Regions from separate parts of the Homo sapiens genome. Here region 2 is linked to region 1. Evidence: read pairs that join two places in POLR2A ChIA-PET (ENCODE). Cell type or tissue: B cell. All regions are shown on one strand. Links, peaks and the distances in the headings refer to the core of each region. The heading gives the core; the rest is flanking DNA.

Evidence for each region. Peaks named below come from ENCODE experiments on the same cell type or tissue, not always from the same donor. Only the 100,000 strongest peaks of a DNase experiment are listed, where the experiment ranks them.
Region 2: POLR2A ChIA-PET joins it to region 1 with 7 read pairs; 17 of 35 experiments call an interaction of 5 or more read pairs at or near these places.

The regions. Positions count from the first base shown.
Region 1 is chr13:50,116,607-50,121,997 of GRCh38, forward strand. All of the region lies in intron 1 of DLEU2 (deleted in lymphocytic leukemia 2), which reads right to left. The region is part of intron 2 of DLEU1 (deleted in lymphocytic leukemia 1); the gene reads left to right. Among named protein-coding and RNA genes, the nearest start is that of DLEU2, 6.2 kb to the right of the region's middle. RefSeq lists an enhancer at 5,214-5,391. In B cell, for the core only: no CTCF peak of the experiment used is centred there; no DNase peak of the experiment used is centred there; H3K27ac peaks cover 1,254 bases.
Region 2 is chr13:50,058,533-50,063,923 of GRCh38, forward strand. All of the region lies in intron 5 of DLEU2 (deleted in lymphocytic leukemia 2), which reads right to left. Among named protein-coding and RNA genes, the nearest start is that of MIR15A, 12 kb to the left of the region's middle. In B cell, for the core only: no CTCF peak of the experiment used is centred there; no DNase peak of the experiment used is centred there.

The sequences.
Region 1 (5,391 bases), core at 184-5,183:
TTCGAAGCCAGAAAACAAAGGAAAAATGTCTGCACAGTTTTAAGGCAAAGCCAGCATGACCCAAAACTATTATATCTAAATAAGTACCGTTCACGAATTAACGAAAAAGGCAAATATAGCATCTATGAGTCCATGTAGGGGAAAAAAAACTTCTTAGTAAAGAGCAGATGACTAAGTGATGAATCAAAATTAATAAGGAAGATATAGAGAAGCAAGGCATGTTGTAAGCTCTGGATTTTTAAGTACAGATCAAGATGAGATAACTAAAGAAATGAAAGTTACAAAACAAATAAACCTTAAAACTTGACTTTGTAAAAATAATAACATAACCAATAAATATATATTTTTCATAGCAGAGTCTGCTGGCATTTCTGAATTTGAAACATACGGATTAAAAAGTCTCTAAAGCCTTAATTTTTAAAATCTTGGGTATTTTAGGAACTAAGCTCTCTTGTGATGACGAAACATTTTCAAAAATTCAGCAGTTCCTTCCATTTCTCTTCCACCAAATTAGAATAATTTTAAATTTAATACTTTCCAATTTAAAAGTACTGTGATGTTCTCGGCTGGGCGCGGTGGGTCATGCCTGTAATCCCAGCACTTTGGGAGGCCGAGGTGGGCAGATCACGAGGTCAGGAGATTGAGACCATCCTGGCTAACACAGCGAAACCCCGTCTCTACTAAAAATACAAAAAAAAAAAAAATTAGCTGGGCTTGGTGACGGGCGCCTGTAGTCCCAGCTACTTGGGAGACTGAGGCAGGAGAATGGTGTGAACCCGGGAAGCAGGGAGCTTGCAGTGAGCCGAGACTGCGCCACTGCACTCCAGCTTGGGCAACAGAGCGAGACTCGTCTCAAAAAAAAAAAAAAAAAAAGTACTGTGATGTTCTCATCTTAAATAAAATGATCTTATCTGTATAAATGCATAGAAATATATCCTAAACTGATATTCATTTATTTTGATGGTAAAATCTAGGATCTGAGGAGATTTAAAAACTTTCCTGTAACTTTCTATATTGTTTGAATTATTTATAAATGAGCATGTATTTTTATAAAATCAATAGCCATTATCCATAAAATAGCATTATACACAACAATGTGAATATACTTAACACTACTGAACTGTACCCTTAAAAATGGTGAAGATGGTAAATTTATATTTACCATTTATAACTTTTGCCACAATTAAAAATAATAAATTTTAAAAATACTATTGTAAAATTTATAAAATAGCTAATGCACAATAGCTTTACAGATGAATTTACAGATTCTACCAACATTTGCCCGAACAACTTTTCCACCAAAATGTGAAACCTCAGATTATACCCTTGCATAATACTCTATATTTGCCTATACATTATTTTAGTAAGCAGAGATTATTCACTGGCAGATACTGTTATAACTATGCCAAATGAAAAGTTACTTATGAAAAGTAACTAATAAGTTATGTTACTTTATTAACTATCCTTGTGCTGTAAAGTTGTAAATATGTCATTTGATTTAAATATTCAGAAGAAAATCTTTTAGCTTTAATGATTTTTTTCCTGATTGTTAAAATAATATGTGCTCATTTTAGAAAATATACAAAGGTAAAAATGACCATAATCACAGAGTACATTTTGGTGTACTTTTTCCACCCTTTTCCTATGCATTTTACATATATATTATATATGCATTTCCTATGCATTTTTAAATAAATGAGAAAGTTTTATAAACTAAAAATCTTAGTGTATATTAAACATTAATATTTGTGTCATTAAGTATTTTTAATAGATACATATTTTGTTAGATTGATACACCATGGTTTATTAAACCACTCTCCCACTGCTGAATATTCAGATTGTTTCCTCTGTATAGATACTCTAGTGAATATGCATAAATCTGTGATTTCATATCTGATTATCTCCTTCAAATTGGTTCCTGTTAGTGCAACTACTGTGTCAAAGAATTGGACATTTTTAAGACCCCAGAAAGGTAATAGATAAGACTGAAAGTTTTTTTTTTCTTTTTTTTTTCTTTTGAGACCAAGTGTTGCTCTGTTGCCCAGGCTGCAGTGCAGTGGCACGATCTTGGCTCACTGCAACCTCCACCTCCCGGGTTCAAGTGATTCTCCTGCCTCAGCCTCCCGAGTAGCTGGGATTACAGGCACAGGCCACCCTGCCCGGCTAATTTTTATATTTTTTTTAGTACAGATGGAGTTTCACCATGTTGGCCAGGCTGGTCTCAAACTCCTGTCCTCGTGATCCGCCCGCCACGGCCTCTCAAAGTGCTGGGATTACAGGCGTGAGCCACCTCGCCCAGACAAGACTGAAAGTTTTATTGCACTCTTAGTGGCACTGGTTATCAGCACTTATTTTCAATCTTTGTCAATCTGACGGGGGAGGGGTCTCTTTCTGTAATTTAATTAGGCAAAGTTGAATTTTTACTCACATATTCATAGGAATAACTTTACTACCTTAAGGACTTGTAATTCTTTGTTTTTTTACTTAAGAAGATTGCATTTAGTTCTTAATGTATTTGTAGACAGAGCATTATTACTATTTTTTTTTTTTTTTTTTTTTTTTTGAGACGGAGTCTCGCTGTCGCCCAGGCTGGAGTGCAGTGGCGCAATCTCGGCTCACTGCAGGCTCCGCCCCCTGGGGTTCACGCCATTCTCCTGCCTCAGCCTCCCGAGTAGCTGGGACTACAGGCGCCCGCCACCTCGCCCGGCTAATTTTTTGTATTTTTAGTAGAGACGGGGTTTCACCGTGTTAGCCAGGATGGTCTCGATCTCCTGACCTCGTGATCCGCCCGCCTCGGCCTCCCAAAGTGCTGGGATTACAGGCGTGAGCCACCGCGCCCGGCCGCATTATTACTATTAGCTAGCAAGATCATATTTTCTTTTTTTAAGACCCTAAGCTATGTGATCCTGGTATCATATTTTCTGTATTGAATTTATTTCTCCATGTGCCAGTTTCACTACACTTTCCAAAGTGCTACTAAATGCTTAGTTTATAAGGTTTTAAAAAACTCACTGCATAATTACTTTAAAATAATTTCCTCAACCCTGCCTTCATTCAAAATGTCTGGAGACAGACTGGCCCACTTCCAATTTTCTTTCACGTTATCATTACTGTGAAGTCATTCTATAGATAGGAGAGCATTCTGGCATACAGAAAAACAGCATCTGTGAAACTATATGGCACAGTTTGGTTGGGGTTGTTGCTCCTTCAGAACCGCATTATGTAATTTTAGTGTTTACTTAAGCTCCTTTGGGCTGCCTCCGTGGTAGCTATGAGCTCACAGAGAAGTAAGTACAGTTTAGATCTGATAGCAAAGTCTATCAGTTTATCCTGAATGCTGCATCCTTTTTTTGTTGTTGTTGTTAAATCATTACTGTATGAGAAACTTTAAAAACAAAGGTATAGTTTCTTCATTTTATTTTTTAAAAAAGCTACTTCAAACATCATTAAGTAATACACCAAAAAATAAAGGGTTCATAAATATATATTTGCTCCTTATCTGGACGTACTTATTTAAAAACTCATATTCTACAGTATGAACTTACAGTGTGATTTTGACTCAACATAAATATAAATATGCAAAATTACCAAAATTAGAGGGATTAGCCTTTAGGAAAGTACAAATTATTAAAATGGCCTAAGCACTATTTCTATTTCTAAGTCATAGAGGAAGCACATTTAATATTTCTTAAAAAAAACAAAAAACACCAAAGATGTATAAGTTAATATCAGCTTAGGGAGAATTTTACAAGATACTAGGTTATAAGAAAAGATTATTTAACCTTGATTATTCAATGAAAAGTAGTATTTTCAGTTTTTTAGAGCGATAACTCTTGAGTCTCTCTACCAAACAAATAATTATATATGCTGGTTTAAAATAAAAATAAATCAGTCTGCATTATAAAGGTGGGAGAAGTATCCATTTTTTTATTGTAATAATCAAGTGTTACGTCGCCTTCATAGGAAACATGCATACTCTTATAAAATACTTAAAAGCCTCAACTGTTCCTTTAGAATTACTGATTTTGATGAATAAACAAGCCCCAATAAAGTCAATATCGTAACATCTAAAAGCATATTGTCCCTTTTGGGAAATGTCATTTTGTTTTAATTATTATTATAAAATTACTTACTGGAATATTCTCCATAGCATTTTGCTTTTTAATTTTGAGAAGGACATTATGCCATTGATTGCCAGCGATCCTATGAGGTCCAAAGTTGGGATAACTCATGGAGGGCAAAGAAAAAAGTTTTCATCACCGTGGAGGTACAGCTACTGTGAATGTCCTACCTAGTTTGGGAGAGAAGGGTATGTGTGCACAGGAGGCCTGACCTGGAGGGAATGGACACAGGGAGAAGAAAGGTGCAGGAAGATTATGAGACAGACTGCCTACTCAAGTTGGCTCAGGATTAGCTTTGCTGGAACATTTAAATGTTTGGGTTTTTATATTTCATTCTAATATAAAAAAGAGGGTATTTATTAGGTTTCTTATGTTTAAACTTTTCTAATGTACAAATGTACTGTTTATAAATCTATTTATCAGAAGTTACATGTGGTGATTTTAAACATGTTGCAAATTGACACTCCTACCATTAAAAGGTGGAGTCTAATTCCCCTCCCCAGAACACATATGGCCTTAGTAATTTGCTTTTAACAAACGGAAGTGATGGATATGATGCTGCATGGCTTCTAAGACTAGGTTATAAAAAATGATACAGTTTTACCAGGTGTGATGGCTCACGCCTGTAATCCAAACACTTTGGGAGGCCGAGGCGGGCGGATCACAAGGTCAGGAGATCGAGACCATCCTGGCTAACACGGTGAAACCCCCTCTCTATTAAAAATACAAAAATCAGCCAGGCGTGGTGGCACGTGCTTGTAGTCCCAGCTGCTCAGGATGCTGAGGCAGGAGAATCACTTGAACCTAGGAGGCATAGGTTGCAGTGAACTGAGATCGCGCCACTGCACTCCAGCCTGGGTGACAGAGTGAGACTCTGTGATACAGTTTCCATCTGGCTCTCAGTCTTAGGACCTGTGGAACTAGCCACCCTGTTGTGAGGCAGCCAGACCACATGGAGAGGCCATGTGTAGGTGTTCTGGCTGATAGCCCCAGCCATCAGTCAGTATTAACCACTAGACAAGCAAGTGGACAAGCCTTCAGATGATGCCAGCTCCAGCCTTTGAGCTGCCCCAGCTGTCATCCAGTGGATTAGAAACAAGTTTTCTCTACTAGGCAAGGTAATGTTGTTTTAAGCCACTAAATTTTGGGGTGGTTTCTGTACTTAAGTCACTGCTTCCAATAAATCCCTAGTCAGGTTAACTGTAACGGGTTAACCTGTTGGAAGGAAGGAAATGGAAGAGGCAAAGGAAAACCCTTTCCTTCCACGCTT
Region 2 (5,391 bases), core at 124-5,123, 58 kb before region 1:
AGTACCCATTAGTTATTTTTCTTGGTCCTCTCCATCCTCCCACCCTCTATCCTCCAAAAGGCCACAGTGTGCGTTGTTCCCCTCTATGTGTCCATGTGCTCTCATCATTTAGCCACCCCCACACAAAAAATTTAAAAATCAGCTGGGCATCTGTAATACCAGCTACTCAGGAGCTGAAGTGGGAGGAATCACTTGAGCCCAGGAGTTTGATGCAGCACTGAGCCATAATCATGCCACTGCACTGAACTCCACTCCAGCCCAGGTGACAGAGCAAAACCTTGTTTCAAAAAAAAAAAAAAAAAAAGTAATTTCTAGTTTCCTAAGTAGAATCTCTACTTTCTGCCTAAGTATCAAGGTCTGTATAATTAAGATCTATCCAATGTTTCCTGCTTTTCTCCAAAGAAAACACTTCCATTCCAGTTAAATGGTCTCTTTTAAGACATTAACAACCACTAAGAACCTTTGAATACAGAAAATTATTCTCATTATTAGGTACTGTGTTGGGCAGATAACTGGTTCCCTATTCCATACTTATCTCTCCATTCAAAATGGACTAGCTGTGAGGAAATCTTTACTAGTATAGACCATGCCATTTCTTCAATCCTTTATCTTAGTCCACTGGAAATATCATCATGACTCCATCCCTTAAATCTCTGCTTTTACGTTTGCTGGCTGAAAGAAAAGCCACTTTGCCTAACCAGATACAGAAAGAGCCCTAATGGCTAGATGTAGAGCCAAAGAAAAGAGCTTCTAAAAAAAAAAATACAAAAATATTCTGAAGACAGAATCATTCAGTCCTTATCCTTTACACAACAACCATAGTTCCAAGTCTGGTGGTTTATATTCTGGGCTGTGGGCCTTTGATATACCAGAACTCTCCATTCTTATAATCTTCCAACAAAAAAAAAGTAGTTATATTGAAAGGTGAGACAAAATAAGTAAATTAAATGTCTTGCTTAATAATTCAACTTGAATATAATAAATCTGAGTAGATGGGAATCTTTAAATCTCTTAAGTTGGTTTTCTATGTTAGAATTTAATATATTTTAAGAAATATGGAAAAAATAAATTGTATATAAGTTAATGTTTTTTCCTTGTTAATGATTTACAGCTCTAATTTTATTTCCAATAACATTTTTTAGACATTTTCTTACATGTGCTCTATTATCAGTTCATCTGTAGTTTACATAAAGTTGTTATTGCATTTAACAAAATCATTTAGAAATTCTTTTTATTTATTTATTTCTGTCCTTACAATCTGTTCTCATTGAAATTCTAGTCATGTCTCCTAAACTACAGAATCATCCTCAGTACAATAAATCTACTGGTCAATTTCTACATTTTAAACTTACTATCAGTAAAATAAACAGCAGAAATTTATACAAGCACATCTAGTAGTGAACAGGTGTTCAACAAATGCCTACTGAATCTAAATTTACAGGATTTGAAATTCTAACACACTTAAGTGTTTCAGTGAACTGCAGCTCAACATGACCCGATAGTATTGATGAAAAAAAAAGCTAGTGCAATCAGACTGCACTATAGAACTTTATTCATAGATGCAGTGTGTTTTGTACCTATACTACATTAAGTATATTGCAATTAATTCTAAATACAATTATTTAAAAAGGAATACTAACAAAATGTAACAGATCCAAAGTAGGGTATCCAGAAAATATTGGTCTAGAAATTAATATGGTCTAGAAAAAATATGGTCTAGAAATTAATGCTATATGGCAACAGTGGAAGGACCTCAGAATGTACAGCTTAGAGAAAAGACATAAAAACAATTTTTAGACAGTAGATCTAGGGCCAGAGAACAAAGTTATAAACAGATCTTCAAATGATGTTTCATTCAACATTGTTTCATTTTTAATACTGAAGAGGAAAAATATAGAGATTTCTGTCTGGGGCCACAGTGTGTGGAGTTTCCACGTTCTCCCCATGTCTGCATGGGTTTTCTCCCACATCCCAAAGATGTGCATGTTATGTTAGTTAGCACATCTAAATTGTCTCAGTATGGCTGAGTGTCGGGGTAGGAGGACACCCTGTGATAGAATGGCATCCTATCCAGGGTTGGTTCCCACCTCGCATCCTGAGCTTCTAGGATAGGCTCCAGCCACCTGCAACCCCAAAGTGGAGTAAGTGGGTTGGAAAATGAATGAATGTAAATTACTGCAAAATAAAAACTTGTCAAATATACAATCATCATACAAATGCACAACAACAAATGATGTAGTATGAAAGTGCTCAGCAAGCATGCCATATTTGTTATTGCTTGTTTTTGAACAACATGGTAGTAGAAGGTGCTCCTTACAATTTCTGCTTTACAAACATTTATTCCTTATTTTAACTCACCACCACTATGACCATCATCGCTGACTCATCAAAAATTGGGTAAATGATGATCTTGTTTCTATTAAACTTTCTTAAATGTATGTTTAACTCACATTTATTTCACAATGTTTAATACCAGAAATGTGTTGGATCTTTATTTAGAAGGTGATGTTCTTTGTGACCAGAAATAGGCTATAGGAACTTAACTCTTGTTTATATCAATTAGCCTATGGTGAAACTGGTTTTATTCTATGTCATTTAGCTTAAAGCTGCAGTTTCCAAGAATCTATTCATTACTTTAAGTGAGGACTTACTGTACTAAGTTGAAACCTGCCCTCTGATGAGAAACTTATTTTATGTTAATTAACATAAATGTAATTTATAACGTAAAGGAAAACATTTGTTTACTATGATTCTAATTCTAATATTCTAGGGTCAAAATAAAATTAATAAAGTTCAATTTAAAATAAAATTGACTTAGAAAAATTTAGTGTACTTTACTTATTTTGTCTTGTTAAGGATTTGGAGGACAGATTGCCAGTTTTAAGTTCCGACTACAGGGCACCAAATACTAGAGGCATAAAGAAACAGCTGAACTAAGGATATAAAAACTAAAAGTAATAATTTAAAACTGAGGTGTACTGAATTTTAATTCAGATATTGTTTCCCTAAACACTTTATTTATTTTTTTGAGATGGAGTCTCGTGCTGTTGCCCAGGCTGGAGTGCAGTGGTGGGATCTCGGCTCACTGCAGCCTCCACCTCCCAGGTTCAAACTATTCTCTCACCTCAGCCTCCCAAGTAGCTGGGATTACAGGCACTTGCCACCATGACTGGCTAATTTCTGTATTTTTAGTAGAGACGAGGTTTCACCATGTTGGCCAGACTGGTCTTGAACTCCTGACCTGAAGTGATCCACCCGTCTCGACCTCCCAAAGTGCTGGGATTACAAGTGTGAGCCACCATGCCCAACTGTTTCCCTAAACATACTTTTTGAGATGGAGTCTCGCTCTTAGTTGCCTAGGCTGGAGTGCAGTGGCTTGATTTTGGCTCACTGCAACCTCTACCAGCATACATGCTATTCTCCTGCCTCAGCCTCCCCAGTAGCTGAGATTACAGGCACCCGCCACCATGCCTGGCTAATTTTTCTATTTTTAGTAGAGACTGGGTTTCACCATGTTGGCCAGGCTGGTCTTGAACTCCTGACCTCAAGTAATCCACCTGCCTCAGCCTCCCAAAGTGCTGGGATTACAGGCATGAGCCACCATATCTGGCCTCCCCAAAAATTTTAAACTGAGGTTCTGAAATTTGACCAGTGGTAGAGTACTTGAAAGGATGGCATTCTTAGTGGTAATACTGTTAAATGTATCAAAACTTCATTTTCATTAGCTACAAATAGTTTTACTATAAGAAACAGATTTTATAAGACATTTTAAAGTAACTTGTTTTTTTCTTTTTATTTTCTTTTTGAGATGGAGTCTTGCTCTGTCACCCAGGCTGGAGTGCAATGGTGCAATCTCAGCTCACTGCAACCTCTGCCTTCCAGGTTTAAGCAGTTCTCCTGCCTCAGCCTCCTGAGTAGCTGGGATTACAGGTGCACGCCACCATGCCTGGCTAATTTTTGTTATTTATTTATTTATTTATTTATTTATTTATTTATTTATTTATTTATTTTTGAGACAGAGTTTCACTCTTTCGCCCAGGCAGGAGTGCAGTGACGCGATCTCGGTTCACAGCAACCTCTGCCTTCTGGTTTCAAGCAATTCTCCTGCCTCAGCCTCCCAAGCAACTGGGACTACAGGTGCCGGCCACCATGCCCGGCTAATTTTTGTATTTTTAGTAGAGACAGGTTTTCACCATGTTGGACAGGCTGGTCTCGAACTCCTGACCTCATGATCTGCCCACCTCAGCCTCCCAAAGTGCTAGGATTACAGGCGGGAGTCACTGCACCCAGCCAAAGTAACTTGTTTTAATGGAAAAACAAGCATAAATTAATTTAGTGGATATAACAGGAAAAATGAAGCTTATAGTCTAGGCAAAAAGGTGTGATAATTGACAACATATATTTTAATTATGCATTCAATTTATTCCTCTTTTACATAGAGATTAAATTTAAAAACTCAAGTTTCAGACTAATAGGTAGTAGATTAGGGCAAAAGTACATAGAATAAGTCAGGGGATGTTACTTATTGCATTTATAACTTGAAATCCCCATGACAGCAGAGTTGATTATATCTGTACATTTATTTTCTATTTAAATCAGGCCCCATGCTGTTAAATTCTACCTTTTGTTTTCCTAAGAAAACAACCAAGTAACTTCATACTAAGAAATTCCCTATTATTCCTCTTTGAATCATCCATCTTGAAGGTAAGAAGTTGTTCAGGTTGAGGAAACAAGCCCAACCCCTTTTTATAATTTTGGCACTAAAAATCAAATTTTATGGTGCAATTTTATTAAGAGCGAAAACACAGCCATCGCTTAAGCATAAAAGCTCATATTTAACTCAATTATTTTGCTAAACATATATAAGACAAATATGGAAGAATGAGGACAAGGAACACCTGGCATTTTTATTAAATGTCTAATTCTCAAAAATAGCAATTATTTGAACAATGAAAAACAGCTGCAGCATATTGTGAACTTTCTCTATATTCATAAATTATAGAATACATAAGAGCCTAGATTTTATATATTTACTAAATTAATGGCACTTCATCATATCAATAGGTTTATAAGACATTCTCTTTACTACCAAATGCTGACAATAGCTGGTACCTTTATGAATTTTTTGGGTTATAACACTCTTTCACCACTAATCCAACTGCCAAAAGAGCAATTTATTTTTTCTCTTTTGGGGAATTCCTTTCTCCCAGAAACATTCCCATTTTTAAAACTATTCAAGATAATTAGAATTTCCTCATCAGTGACACAGGTATACAGCAATTTACACAAGAGTAAATTTCTATCACAATAATTAAAAATAAGAGAAACTTTGGCTATGTCTAGTGCATAATATAATTACATCATTATGGTTTTATTGAAAGCACAACAGAT